Regions from separate parts of the Mus musculus genome. Here region 1 is linked to region 2. A link is a contact called in ENCODE Hi-C data. All regions are on one chromosome and are shown on one strand. The core of a region is the stretch at or near the end of the contact, and the rest is flanking DNA. Distances in the headings are between cores, read along the strand shown. Region 1 holds the start of Tmem89 (transmembrane protein 89). Region 2 holds the start of Lamb2 (laminin, beta 2).

The links. A loop is a pair of places that touch in the nucleus more often than their neighbours do.
Region 1: a loop to region 2 is called in a map of regulatory T cell, with 4 times the contacts of the local background. The contact joins the promoter of Tmem89 here to the promoter of Lamb2 in region 2. A Hi-C loop is called at or near these places in 2 of 37 maps with a recorded cell type or tissue (T-helper 1 cell and regulatory T cell).

Annotation. Positions count from the first base shown.
Region 1 is chr9:108,912,421-108,920,066 of GRCm38, reverse strand. Tmem89 (transmembrane protein 89) reads right to left here and starts at 5,448. Exons shown (of 2, transcript NM_027066.1): 1 at 5,110-5,448; 2 at 4,504-4,702. The coding sequence starts at 5,433. The coding sequence ends at 4,517. It overlaps Slc26a6 (solute carrier family 26, member 6), which reads right to left. Exons shown (of 20, transcript NM_134420.4): 19 at 7,521-7,646; 20 at 7,018-7,298. The coding sequence ends at 7,284.
Region 2 is chr9:108,476,956-108,484,419 of GRCm38, reverse strand. It overlaps Lamb2 (laminin, beta 2), which reads right to left and starts at 4,558. Exons shown (of 33, transcript NM_008483.3): 1 at 4,446-4,558; 2 at 4,277-4,362; 3 at 3,970-4,142; 4 at 3,747-3,882; 5 at 3,591-3,664; 6 at 2,998-3,186; 7 at 2,853-2,916; 8 at 2,410-2,612; 9 at 2,199-2,319; 10 at 1,724-1,912; 11 at 1,360-1,539; 12 at 1,137-1,249; 13 at 811-890; 14 at 600-732; 2 more. The coding sequence starts at 4,361.

The DNA of each region.
Region 1 (7,646 bases), core at 4,199-6,698, 430 kb before region 2:
AGGTAGGGTCTCACTATGTAGCTTTGACTAGGCTGAAACTCACTCTATAGACCAGACTGGCCTGAAAGTCATAGAGATCCACCTGTCTCTGCCTCCTGAGTGCCGATATAAGCCTGGCTACGCTTCATTTAAATTTTAATTGTGTGTACATGTGTCTGGGTGTCTGTAGGTATGTGTACATAAGTTTGGGTGACCTTAGAGGCTAGGGGTGTCAGAACCCCTGGAACTGGAGTTACAGTGAGTTGTCATTCACCTGATGTGGGTGCTGAGAACTTCATTCAGGTTCTCTGGAAAAGCAGGGCATAGTCAACCACCAAGCCGTCTCTCCAACCAGAACTGCTTATGTATAATGTGTGTGTGTGTGTGTGTGTGTGTGTGTGTGTGTGTGAGAGAGAGAGAGAGAGAGAGAGAGAGAGAGAGAGATGGAGACGGAGACGGAGAGACAGACAGAGAGAACATGAGGAGGCCAGTGTATACCCAACAGTGAAATTGCGGGGTCTGAGGATAACTTTTTGGGAGTCAGTTCCTCCCCTTCCACCTCATTTTGAGGCGGTCTCTCTCGCTTCCCCTACTAGTGTGTACATGTGTTCCTGGCTGCCGGTTTTCCTGCCTCTGCCTCTCATCTCATAGATGTGCTAGGCTTTTTCCAGACAGGGTTTCTCTGTGTAGCCCTGGCTGTCCTGGCACTCACTCTGTAGACCAAGCTGGACTTGAACTCATAGAGATCCACCTGCCTCCGAGGGCTGGGATCAAAGGCGTGTGCCACCTATGAATGCCATTGCATCTAGATTTCGTGTGAGTTCCTGGGGCTGACTCATGTGGTCAGGTTTACACAGCAAGCATTTTTACCTGCTGAACCATCTCCCTGTTTATAGTTATCTTATGTAGAAATCATCACCCCTTTAAACCCAGCACCTAGGAGGCGGCAAGGGCAGACAGTTCAAGACCAGCTTGGTTTACATGGTGTATATGAGGTTACCAGGGCTACATACCAAGGCTCTGTCTTAAAACAAAACAGAACAAACTGTAAGAACCATAACCCACAGCAAAGAAGCATTACAAGGATGTCAGGAGTTGGCACAAATGATTTTCTTTTTAATCTACTATCACAACATCTGTCAAGTTACAGCCCCCTTTAAAGCCAGGTGTTGGGGCATGCGCTGTGATGCTCGCACCTGGAAAGAGGAAGCATGGGAAGACAGCAAGTTCAAGTCCAGGCAGGGCCACAGGGTTTAGACTGTCTCAAAAAAGCACACACATGGCCTCTTTTTTTTTTTTTTTTTCTGGTTTTTTGAGACAGGGTTTCCCTGTGTGGCCCTGACTGTCCTGGAACTCACTCTGTAGACCAGGCTGGCCTCGAACTCAGAAATCTGCCTGCCTCTGCCTCCCGAGTGCTGAGATTAAAGGCGTGTGCCACCACGCCCGGCTCATGGCCTCTTTTAAACTTGTGGTTTTTCTCATTTTGTTTCTTGTCAGAGAAGTCAAAGACGAGACCTCGTGCAAGCTAAGCATGTGCTTTGCCGCTGAGCCCCAGTCCCAGCCCTTTTCTCATTACTTTGATAGAATTCTGCTTCTCTTTGAATTTGTAATTGCAATTTCCTTTTCTAAAACATAGTACTCTAAAGATGCCTACTCCCTGGGATCCAGTCAACCCGTCCACCCAGGTTAGAGGAAGGGAGGAGAGGAAGGAGTGGAAGGTTCCTTTGAGGTAGCTCAGTTCTCACTTTTTTTTTTTTTTTTTTTTTTGGGCTTGTAGAGACAGGGCTTCTCTGTGTAGCCCTGGCTGTCCTGGAACTCACTCTGTAGACCAGGCTGGCCTCGAACTCAGAAATCCACCTGCCTCTGCCTCTCAATTTAATCTGGGATTAAAGGCGTGCGCCACCACGCCCGACAGTTCTCACTCTTATTATAGGGACCTTGGAGCTGCTCAGGCAAGAGTGTGTCTGATGCCACACAAATAAAGGCAGATAGGGATGCCTGAGTGGCCTGAGCTTAGGGCTCTAGGGGTCTGAGCTGGTAGTGTGAGGATGGGGTTAGAGCTGGGAGGATGGAAAGGAGTCAAGGATCTAAAGACTGACAACCGCTGGGTACCCAGAGCGGTGATCCCTTGGGAAGAGGGGCATGCAAACATGGAGAAGGAAGCCAGCTGGTGGTTTCTGGTGGTAGGCCTTAAGTCCTGATTTCACCTGTCCTCCCTGAGATGAGGCAAGGACAGAGCTAGAAACAAAGGAGTGGGTACACCCCACTGAGGGGGCAGTGATGCCCAGGACTACCTGCCTACCTATCCTGTGCACTGTAGCTTCAACAAATCTCTAACAGTGGAAACAGGCCAGGGTTTAGACAGTCCCTCACACACAGGCTGGCACCAGCTGACAATTTGTCAAGGGCCATGAAGGAGAAATAGCTCAAAAATAACAGACTCATGGAATGAAGCCCACTGGCTAGCACAACCACAATGGCTCCTTTCTCCTTCTCCCTCATAGTCCCTACCTTCCACTCCCAGCCTGGTAACTCAAACTCCACTTTTCCCCTATTCTCCCTAGTAACTGGTTGTAGCCATTTTTAAAATTTATTTATTTATTTATTTATTTATTTATTTATTTATTTATTTATTTATTTTTGCTTGCTTGCTTGCTTGCTTGCTTGCTTGTATGTCTGTGAGAGGGTGCCAGATTCTCCTAGAACTGGAGTTACAGTCATGAGCTGCTGGCCAGGTGCTATGAATTGAACCTAGGTCCTCTAGAAAAATAGCCAGTGCTCTTAACCATCTCTGAGCCATCTCCCCAGCCCCTAACCAATGGTTTTAAACTGGGGAGTAAGGTTTGCACAACAAAGGCTGGTGTGTGTGGGAATTTGCTTGTCTTTGGAGCAACCAGATCTTGGGGTATAAAATATAGCATAAGAATACAAGAAGCACCAGAAAAACCCCAACATTTCCCCCTTTTTGTCTGAATAAAAAAGACTTTTTCATAATAATAAACAACATACAGTAGGAAAAAATATGAAACAATTATGAAAAGTGTCAGGTAGGAGTTACATCCACAATGTCCAGTCCATTTATATTTGGCAACTTTACAGAAAGTATTCTATCATCTCTCCTATACTGGTGAGTTCAGAGTATTGTATCTAAATCATTTTCTATCATAACTTGTATTCTAATTCAAAACATCTTCTTAGGTCCTAAAACAACTTAAGCTTAATTTTGAGAGTATAACTATCTAGTCCTTAACTCCGTTAGATACCTGAGAAAGGATAAATGTAACGACCCCCTGCTCCCTTCCCTGAAAACAGTTATGTCCTGAGGGCTTCATGCTGTTATGAAGTTCTTCTCTGCTTGCTGCCCTCACATCCCTCTTTGTTTGTTTTTGGGGTTGTTTGTTTGTTTGTTTGTTTGTTTGTTTTTCTGAGACAGGGTTCCTCTGTGTAGCCTTGTCTGCCCTGGAACTCACTCTGTAGACCACGCTGGCCTCGAACTCAGAAATCTGCCTGTCTCTGCCTCCCATATGCTGGGATTAAAGGCGGGTGCCACCACTGTCTGGCTCTCACATCCCTCTTAAGAATTATATGAAAATTCAAAGGGGCTTCCAGTCCCTCGCTGGGCCGTATCTCTGGCACTCACAGTGCTAATGCCTGATCTCTCTCAGGCATTGCTGCTGGAGCAGGTTATGGTTCTATCACGGCCTGGAGAAGGAAGAACTTAGAGATGGAGATTGTCAGCAATGACTGCCACCCTTAGCATTTGGAAAAACAAACTGCTAGTGAACTTAGCTTGAGATGTTTTTGCTACTGGCTCTGATGTAGAAAATCTTAGGAAACAATTTGAAGTTCAGAAAAACACACTCTTAATAATTGAGCTGGGGACTTTTTGAGGTCAGAGAACAAGAACAATCTAGCTAGATTGGAGGCTGGACTGGTGATGATTCATTTCTTGTATCCATTTTTGCCCTCAGCTTCCTGATATGATTTAATAAAAATTGCTATTGTGCATTCTGAGGTCTTCAAGTAGTTTTTTATATAAAAGTTTAGATTTGTGATTCTTTTAAATAGTTATAGGATTACTTAAGATAAATAATAAAATAGATTCTTTCTTTGTAATCACGAAATGCTGCCTGCCAGTTAGACAAACTGGCTGAGAAACTTACCTTGCTTGCTCACACCACACTAATCTATAACAAGTTGCTTAGTTACAGATGTATGTGGGTTCTTGGGAATAATTTCTGGTTTTTTTTTTAACCTGTAATATGCAAAATGTTTTTTCATGTAAAGATATTGAGGAACCTACTGTTTTGTTTTGTTTTATAATCATTCACTAAAAGAAAAATAGAATGTAATCATATTATTTCTATACTGCTTAAAAGATTTTGCTGGGATATATAAGCTAGAGTAGAATTTTTTTTTTCACTGATCTCTTTTGTGGGACCAAAAAAGAAGAGCATTCCTATGCCCTGTCTCCGTTTACCCTGAACGTCAGAGCTGATCTTTGACAACAATCGGAGAAAGAGAAGCATATATTGGGTCACCCAGACTGAGGGGGGGACCCTTTTATTTGAATTTGTTGTTGGGAAGCCAGCCCCTGCAGGTGGCCCTCAATGTGGAGCAGGATGGCGTCCAGCATGTGAAGGACCCTGAGGACCAGCGTGCGGTCTGAGACAGTGGGCTGCTCTTTCCAGTGTTTGCCGGAGCTGGAGGTCACTGCTGGGAGCTGAAATATAGGACCAGTGTGAGGGTGGAGGAGGGCCAGGGACCAGCGTGAGAGTGGAGCTAGAGAGAAGGGATGTGGGGAAGTGTCAAAGAGGATGGGGGGACAGGGGAATAGGTCACTGGGTCTCCAGAGGCTAGGTGGCCCTGGGGCCCATGGTGGCTGGATGAAGAATGGGAATGGGGACAGATGGACCAGAGGACTAGTCCTAAGGAATGATAGGGATGGATTGGTTGTAGACATAGGTTCTGTGGAGATGCAAGAACAGGTCACAGGGAGGAGGACAGGATCAGACAGGAAGCCCACAGGCCCTAAGCCAGGGTGATAGGAAGAAGGTTGAGTGGGAGGCATGGCCCAGGGGGCATGAGCAGAAGCAGGAACTGCAGAGGACAGAGTGGAGCTGTGCTCACCTGACCCTTAGCAACCTTAGCTCGCCATCGGTGCACTATCACACGGCTGACAACCAGCAACATGGTGGTGGTGATTGTGACCCCAGCCACGGGGTAGATGCGATTTCCTCCCAGGCCCAACCAGTAGCCAGGGCAACCCAGACTGTTCTTGCAGCTATCCAGGCTATTTGGCTGGCAGCCCCAGATATCTGGGCTGTTTGGCTGGCAGCCCCAGGGCTGCAAGTCCAGCCCTACTTGGTACCAGAGGGGCCTAGACCAGCCTTGGCTAGGGACAGGCATCACCAACAGGAACAGCGATGGCACTAAGAGCAATGTGTACAGCATGACTGTTAACACTTCGAGGAGCCGGAACCCTGGTACCTTGGCAACGGGCAAACACCCCTCCCCCAAGAGCAGGCCCAGCTCTGAGGCAGCAGCAGGTTCCAGCTGGGCCCATGGCCTTTCAAAATACAGCTTGGCCAGATGATGGGAAGTGGGGAGATGGACTCCAACCCTCCTATCATCCTTCCCTAATCTAAGCACCCTGCTGCCTTTAGGGTCCAATGTTCTCCACTCGGCTAGCAACTGCCACGCTGGTAAAACAGAGCACAGGGAAGCTTCCGAAACCCAGCTCAGCTCCACTCTGCAAGCACTTCCAAGTGTGGCTTCCTTGAAGTTTTCTGCTGGCTGCTGTCCTTGCCTCACTCAGACCTCCCTCACCACCCTTCCTTGTGCTGAAAGAGCATGGCTTCCCTCCTAGAAAGTCACCTTTCCAAGGTTAGAGAGAGCCTCACATACTGCCGTCACCCCTCCATGACTACCTTGGTGGTAGAGTCCTTTCTCCTCTAGCATTGACCCCCACCCGATTTTCTTTAGAGCATTTCTGGCTACCTACATAATCATCTTTATTCTCAAACTATAAAAACATACCGGCTTCCTCCTAGAACCCATCCGAGGCCAGCCTGACAAGTTCTTGTTTGAGGTCTGCCTCTGGCTCCAGGTCTTCATTCAAACAATATTTACCGAGCACCCAGACCCAGTGCCAGAATGGAGCGTGACAGAACAGATGAACAAAAAGCACTGCCTTCCTCCTCTGCGTTTTGGCGGGAGCTCAGATGGCTTGTAAACACTCTGGTGCCAGACACGGGCAAAAGCCACGATAAATAGGCCCAGGCAAGGGTGCCTGGGTGATTTGGAGGTCAGGAAGCCTCTATCTACAGTTGGGAACTTGCCCGGTACCTAGCACCGCGCCTGGAGCGTACCTGATGAATAGTGAAGTTCATGAGTTCTGGGCAGGAAATGTGGGTATTGCATTCTCTGGGCATTCCCATGTGTAACCACCAGGCAACCCATGAGGCTACCCTCCCTTTTACTGCTTAGGAGCCCACTGCCCTATCCCTCCCATCACGGGGTCAGTGGCCCAAGGGACCAACTCATGTTGCTGTTTTATGCCTGAAGTCAGCCGCTTCTTGACTGACATGCTCTGCCGATCTCAGTGCTCTATGAGTAAGCAGTTCATAACCCTGACTTTTAAATCCAGCAGCAGACCATGTGAATGGCTCTGTTCTTTAGCTGGGAGCTCAGGGGTTCACGCCACATCTCTCAGAAACACCAACTTCACCCTGCCTCTTAACCGGGTTTATCCCCGAGAATGGCTCTGTCCTGATCTACAGTTTTGATTCCATTTATTTTTTCCCAGCTAGAGCTAAAGGACTGTCTGTAAAACTGAAGAGAACCTTAAGCTTATAAAATACTAACCCATCCTGGGTGCCACCGCTGCCCGACTCAGCTTGCTCTCTGCCTGTCCCTGATCTCCCCAAATCTTACACCCTAGTTCTGTCTACCTTAGGGTTTATAAGAAGGATTGGGAGTCTGTGCTGAAGACCACTCGACACCCCAGCCACACCCTGACCATGCCACAGCAGAGCCTGAAGTTGGACAGACAAATTTATTCCCAAAGCTGTATTCCCACATCAGCTCCTTTTCAGCACCCAGCCAAGGCCAGCCTGACTGCAATACCCTGCCCCAGGCCTGTAGCACTGAACTTGGGAGTCCCAGGGCATCCATCCATGAATTGTATGTGCAGGTACATGGAATGGAGTCCCAGGTGGCACCTGGAGGTGGCCCAGAGGCAGGGGGTTTCATGAGGGTGACCTGTCACAACCTCCAGAGGTAGGCAGTCTCCTGCAGCAAAGTCAGAGTTTGGTGGCCTGCGTGGGTTAGAGAGGAGGTTCCAGTCAGTTTCCGGAGGACATATCTGAACTCCCAAATAGCATATCTCCCCATTCAAACAAATTTTTCCAGGCAGGAGGGGAAGAGCGATGGGTTCAACGTGGCCAGAGCCCTGGGCACTGTCACCAACCTCCTGGAGTTGGGGTCAGGGTGGGGAAATAGATTAACAAAAACTGCTCAGTGTGGCTGCGGCAGCTTACCAAAACAGGGCTCTTAGGGACAGACTTCCGGTGGCTGAGGGCAAAGGTCACAGCGTCATGGACAGAGGCAAAGACATGCTGCTTAGTGATAGATTCATCAAAGAAGTGTCCAGCTTCAAGCTGGGC
Region 2 (7,464 bases), core at 3,309-5,808:
TCTTTCAGGAGGTCTGTGGGCAATCCTTACCGCGCCGCCGCCTCACCTGGTGTTTGGGTGAAGCATCCCCTGAATGCGGTCATCCTTAGGCAGCACATGCCCGCACGGACTGTGAGCAGACACAGGCCCCGGACGCTGCACCATCAGTTCCAGCTCTGCCCATTGCTCAGGGACCTGGGGAGAGAGGACAGTGGAGAGGGTGCTTCCACACCCAGAATGTCAGCACAGGTCAGCCACCACAGGGTCTAACCTGGGGCTCCCAGCGCAGTAGCAGGTCATAGTCCATGGCCCTAGGCAAAGAGGTCACCAGGAACTCCACTTCCTGACCTTCTCGCAGCCGCACAAAGCCTGGGCCAGTCCAGGACGGAGTCTCTCGGTTGGTCACCAGCCGCTCTACCACCTCAAGCCCCTGAGTCAATGCAGTCAAAGCAGAGATGAGGTGTCAGGTGAACCACTGTCTCTTCTGCCACAGCCAGCCCCAAACACCATGTCCTGTGCCAAGACCTCCCCCAAGACTGAATAGCAACCTAGACCCCCCAAGACACCACCCACAACCCCTCCTCTCTACCACACCACCCACATCATATGAGTGCTCCCACCTGCCCTTGGGCAGCCTCAGCCTCCCAGGTTAAATGGTCCAGAAAAGGCCGGAAGTAGCCAGGCTGCACTTGTTCGCAGCGCCGCCCAATCATGTGTTGGCGGCAGCGGCACTGACCGGTGGCCTCATCACACCTGAGGAATGCTGTGGTTACCAAAGGACCCATGCTTCGCCTTCCCATCCACCTCCCAAGCACCTGTAACAATACTCACTGAGGATCCAAGGCACCGCCCACATCACAGTCACAGGGACGGCAGCCCAGCAGGTCATGGCTCAGGCCCCAGTGGCCAGGCTAGGGAAAAAGGAATTGCTGGAAGCCAGGAACAGACCTCCTTGCCACCCACCAGGGAGTCCAGCATTTACCACTGACTGGTGAATGCAAAGCCCCCAGACCACTGGTCTAGACCCTTGACCTGCCAGACCAGACGCTTGTCTTCCAGGACTAGACTCTAGGCTCTCAGTGTCCACCCACTGGACTTTGCCCATGTGCTTTGAGAACAAACCCAGGATCCCAGGACCCCAGATCCCTCAGTCGTACCAGACAGCGGTCACAGCCATGTCCGGTCACCAGACGCTTGCAGAAACAGGTTCCACTACTGGAGTCACAAGGGGAGCTCCCAGGCACTGTGCCCCGTGAATTACACTGGCAACCTGTAGTGAAAAGCAGCCCATTTTAGGGAGTAAAAGCAGGTTCAACTGCATCAAGAACAAGAGGCCTGGGGTTAAAGGTCGACACAGGAGTTAGGGCAGGAGGCACATACGCTGGCACCCTCGAGGGTCACTGGCACTAAGTCCAAAGAAGCCATCACGGCATTGCTGGCAGCGAGTGCCAACCACGTGTTCTTTGCAGCGACACTGGCCTGAGACCAGTCCTAGCACAGGGTCATCATGAGAATCACAGCGACCACCATCTTGAGAACCCATAGGGTCACAGTCACAAGCTGAGAAAAAGGAGAGTATAAAGTCACCCCATCGCAGTGACCATCCTGAGCCTTCCCCTTTCCCTGTTCTGGTTCTACCCCAAGCCCTGACCACACCAATCCTGGGAACCGGTACTATAATCCAGCTTCCTAGTTCCTGACGCAGGCTCAGCTTTCCCTCCCTCATGCCCAATCCCAGCCTTACGACGGCACACAGCTGGGTCCCGCATGTCCTTGGTGGGGTCACGGTAGAAGAAGGGCCGGCAGAACTCACAATGGCGCCCAGCTGTGTTGTGCTGACACCCATCGCATACGCCTCCACTTACATTTCCAGATGCCAGGTAGACAGCCATGTCAAAGTGGCAGCTATGAGTATGCCCGTTGCACTCACACTCTGGAGAGAAGGCAAAGACCAATTGGGAAACCAGGTCCCTAGGGTAAGGGACACCGCGAGTGGGGCTAGTATCATCAGCCTATGGTACCATAGGCTAGAATTTGTGGGTGGCAGCTTAAGGCTTCAAGGCTCCAAAACCTTTTGGGACTGGTAGCCAGAGCAGATGGGTTGAGGGCCATCAAGGCCTGGATACCCTTCAGACAAAAGCCTAGGTATTTAGGGCTTGACCAACTAGCTTTTGGCTCACCCAGAGCACAGCCCGGTTAGAGTTCTGTGTCTCACTCACTCCGACAGGCGTGAGTATGGCCGTCCTCTGCAGGGTGCCAGGGAAGGTCCTGATAGAAATCCTGACACTGCTCACAGTTGAGTCCACGAGTATTGTGCTTGCAGATACAGGCTCCGTGTACCTGTGCAGATACGAGGGGAGGTTGACAGCACCATCTAGAAATGCCTGTCCCTCCCCGGCAACCCTGTTCCAGTCATCCGAAGTACCTTACCATGCCCTCAGCATGGGCCGGCGCCCCTGGTGCAGGCGCACACTGTGAGGCGTGGCCATAGCAGAAGCAGTTGCCACGGATGACAAGTTCATAGAGAGCATAATAGTATTTTTCCCGGATCTCCCTCCGTGGGTCAAGCAAGTTGTCTCCCAGTGTGTGAAGCCGGGTTAAGTTCACTCGTAGGTTGGTGATCTTCAACAGGTCTAAGAAAGGGAAGAGGGTCTCGTCCAACTAAGCAGGTGGCCCCTTGTTGCCTCGTCCCCACCAGTGCCACCATTGGTTGCAGCTGCCAAGGTCACCTTGGGAGACCTCTTTTCTATTGCTCCCAGAGCTAAACTGGGCTTGGCATTTGCCCTAGGAAGCACCTAAAATAGTTACTGAGGCCCCAAATAGTCCCCATCCGGACACTGAGACTGTGCCAATCTCCATAGTAGAACACTCACTCTGAATCCGTGAGCTGTAGGGGTCTGGGATAGGAATAGCAGGGTCCAGCACACGATAGATGACCTAGCAGGGCAAGAAGTCCACAGATAATGAACCTCGCTTCACGTCCATCACAGACCCCACTAGCTGGGTCCCAGCCCTTACCTCGCCTTCCGTAGACGGCTCGATTTCTGAGTAGCGGGACTCACACACTACATCATCCCAGCGACGTGGCGGGGCCAGTGGGATTCCCGGGAAGTCAGCCCCGCAGTCATAGGAAAAATATCGGTACACGTGCCAGGTGCGGCCAAAGTCTGCAGAACGCTCCACCAGCATAGCAGCAGGCCGGAACGTCTGGATGGGGAAGGAGGACATGTCTGACTAGCAGGAACCAGGACTTCAGTCCAGCCTAGGTTACGGAGAGCTCTGCTTAGTCATGATCACTGCTGAGCATCTCAGACACATGGGAAAGACTAGGAAAGCCAGACCATGATCAGACCAGGGAGGACAGCCACCTCTGACAGGCAGGTTAAAATACCACGAGACCCAGAGAGACTGTATCTGACTTAGCCTAGGAATGGGGCACAAGAGAGCATGTGCAGAGGTGTTCAACTATGGAAGCCATGCAGGACGTGACCATGCTTCACACATAGAGCACAACACAGGAGCTCAGGGAAGCTTCGTTGTAGAGCTAGGACTCTGTTAGGGGGTACTGAGAAGCAAAGCAAAATCAGGCGGGTTCGCTGACGCGCAGGCACCTTGAACGTCATAATGAGGTGGGTGAAATGAAACTCAGCTTCCAGGTCCAGTTGGATGGTGACCATTGGAACCCCTGCAGCAGGAATAGGGGGTCAAGGTTCTGCGGTTACTGGTTACAAGCCCTAGTCATCCTGATGACCTACTCAGGGGCTCACCGTTCTCCGATTGCCACCAGGCTGTCCGGCGTTGTGGCGCAAAGCTGGTGACTACATTCTGGATCCGATGACTATTTGGGTTGTCTCGAGCAGAGAAGGGACGTCGGGAGTCACACAGGAAACACTTCTTTTCGTCCTGGATTGGGTGGAGTGTAGGATAGGTACCTTAGCTGGGGCCGACCCCACCCTGACCCAGCCCTCTCCTCTGGGGCCCCAGAAGCACCTGCAGGTGACTGACAATACAGTAGGGTTGAGGGCTATGCAAGCCACACGTGGATGAGGCCGTCAGTCTGTCCGCACGGCCCACCAACAGGTCACCGGTGGCTGGATAGCAGCTTCCTCGAGAACAGCCAGGTACATCCAAGGACGGGGCCTGGGCCAATGTGGCAGCCAGCACTGAGGACAGTGGGTCAATCAGCTCAGCAGGACTCCTGGTGACTAGCCCCATCCCTTGGGCCCCTGGGAACAGCCTGCCACCCCTGGACCTACCATCACATCCCACAACCTTAGGCCTCACCAGGCCCCCTCACCACTTAGAAGTAGGCCCAAGCGAAGTTCCCATGGCAAAGGCTGTCCCTGCCTGCCCCTCCCTGGTTCTCCTGAGGCCCACTCCATCCTGAAGAAAAGTAAAATAGAGATAAAGAGAGATAAAGAGTCCACAGACGAAAGCCCACCACCTCCCTTGGGGCTGATGCTGACCCGACCGTGTGGGTACTGGGCTGGTGTCCCTCCAGGCCCTCAATCTGTCCAGGGTCGGACCTAGCAGTCACTCCTCCACAATCTGAGAGACTCTGACGACTTTGAGTAAAGTTGGAAAGCAAGGGAAGGAAGTAAAACACGGAGTGGATCTAAAATAGGATTATAACTGAGGATAGCACCCCACCCCCTACCATACCCCTGCCCGCTGCAGACAACCCTCATCCTAAGAACCAGACTTTGGTTACTTCATCCACTTTCTTTTTAAGCTGAAGTTTATTTAGCAGATGTGTACTTAGCAAAGAAGCAGCTTAGTTCGAGGAACTAAAAGGGAGCATCCAAAAAGAAATTAGAGTAGGCTGCTCAAAGACAGAGCATCCTGGTCCACATATCTTCATCGGATCCCTTAAGTCCCGATGTGAACCAGGGGTTGCTGGCAAGCATGGCATTCAGGGGACAGGAAGAGGGCTCGTGGAGTTGGCGGGTGGCAGAGGTAAATCGAGAGGTTTGTGATCTTTGTGTATCAGGAAGGCAGATGGAAGGAGCTTATGGCCTTTGTCCTGGTGTCACTATGGAAACCACAAATCAGCCGCGGGGCTCCCAGGGTTACAGCATCAGTCGGGAGATGGATGGGAAAGGTGCAAGCTAGAATTCTATTGTACCTGTGGAAAGGTTTAGGACGCCCCAAAGGATAGACTAGGACTGAGCTCTCGGAGATACTGGAAAGGCCACGCACTACTGCCTGAAACAGAACTCCGAGGAACTCGACCGTCCATAAGCACTCCAGCAAATGGGTTGCGAGAAAGGTTGCCTGTTTCCTGATTAAAATGGGCTGTGGCTACTCAGTTACCCAGAGGATGGGTTCTGGGTGACAGACTCTGGACCACCAGCAACAAGTGAATCCGAATCTTGTGACTATTTATCCACGCCGGACTTTCCAGTCGCCTGGCAGCCCGGGAGCGGAGGGTTGGAATGCGCGCACCCACTAGGCGCGCGCCCCACCCAGACCCCTGGGACTTCAGGCGGGAAGAGGGTGGGTTCAGGTCCGTACGGCTTGCTTTGAGTGCCACCGCTATGAACAGACTGCTGGAGATCAAGCAAAGATTACTGGAAGCTGCAGGCGCCTGTGGGAAAGCTGAAAGTTCAGAGGAAACTTTCCGCCTCACAAAGGAGGATGGGGGCGGGGCAGTCAATCCGCTGATTTTCCCTGTCACTAGAGTAGACTCTCCTGTCACCTAGAGGAGTCCTGTGAGCAATCTAGGGAAGCTCTGGTATGCTAGAGGTGATAGGTCAGAATTTTAGATCACTCGATAAAGGGGCAGGATGGGGCTAAGGGCATTAGAGGGAGTTACATGATAGTTCTAGTCTCAAGGTTAGACGGCCAATGAGGGACATCATAGAGTCATATTTATTTATTTATTTATTTAGAGACAGGGTTATTTATTTATTTATTTATTTATTTATTTCGAGACAGGGTTTCTTTGTATAGCCCTGGCTGTCCTGGAACTCACTTTGTAGACCAGGCTGGCCTTGAACTCAGAAATCTGCCTGCCTCTGCCTCCCCAGTGTTGGGATTAAAGGCGTGCGCCACCATGCCCAGCTGTCCGTTTTGTTTTTTATTTCTGAGACAGAATCTCCTGTTTCTAGGGCTAACCTTGAACTCACCCCTCCTGGTTCTTCTTTAGTAAGAGATGTGTGTGCCCCGACATGTGCATGATATTCAGGGGATGAAGGCTTGGGATTCATGGATGCCAGGCACACTGTAGCACTTGAGCTGCGTGCCCAGGCAACTGTGAAACACTCGCCAGCTTACTAGCGTTCCCCTGGAAAGTCTGTTCAGCCCTGTGAGTACGCCTCAATAGCATCAAGACCACCCACCTCTGCCTTCCACTCTGAACAGACATACATACACAAGTCAACATGTAGCCACAAAGACACACTGGATGATCCGAATGGCTATTTGCAGGGCAGCCATATCCCAGAGCCTTAGTGCATAAAACAATGTTTTCCAGACCTGGATGTCTGTGAAGCTTGCTGTGGCCTGGATATCCTGGAGTTGGTGAGGCAGGGTCAGATGTGGACTCTGTCTTCCTGCATCCCCAAGTCTAAGCTATAGTTTCCTGGGGCTCCCTGTATGGCTCAGTAACATTGTGCCCATTCCTGATAAATGCTCCAAATTTATGACTGCTATGTCCAGGTTATAGGATATAATCTGTGGGAGGCATTTAGAGAACCCTATGCAATAGACAGGGTTCAAGGGAAAGGACGGATTCCCACAGAGCACAGAAGCACAGGCTGAAAAGTTACTACAAACAAGATGGGAGATAGACTGAAGAATGTGTGTCTCAGCTCCTGCTAACCCTCACTCAGCCTGCCCCTTGGAGAGAGTCCTCACAAGGTAACATCTCTCACAGTATCCCACATTTCCATCCACTACTCCGGTTCTGTCAGGGGTTTCCAGGGGATGTGGGTCCAGCATCAGCATCCTATTGACCCATCCCTCTTCAGCTCCCACCCACACAAGATAAATAAATAAAATGTTGAAGTGGAAACTTAAGGGTTCTTTGGAAAGTTGGTTGGATGGTGTTTGGCTGGGGCGAACTCGAGAAGGAATGTTTCATTAAAGTGGACACAGGTGAAAGGTTAAGGCAGACTCATGAAGGCTGAGGGCTGGAGAGATGGCTCAGCAGTTAAGAGCACTGACTGTTCTTCCAAAGGTCCTGAGTTCAAATACCAACAACCACATGGTGGCCCACATCCATCTGTAATGAGATCTGATGCCCCCTTCTGGTGTGTCTGAAGACAGCTACAGTGTACTTCTATACATAAAATAAATAAATAATTCTTTTTTAAAAAATAGGATTTGAAAAACTTAAAGTTACAGTGTACAGTGCTAATGTCTTCCTCCTGTCATAGCCCAGCCCCTCCCTCTCCTGTTGCCCACACATGCGCCTACTTGGCCTCACCTTGCACTATTGTGGCCCTCTTGTGCCAAGCCAAGATGACCTGGTACTCTCTTCTG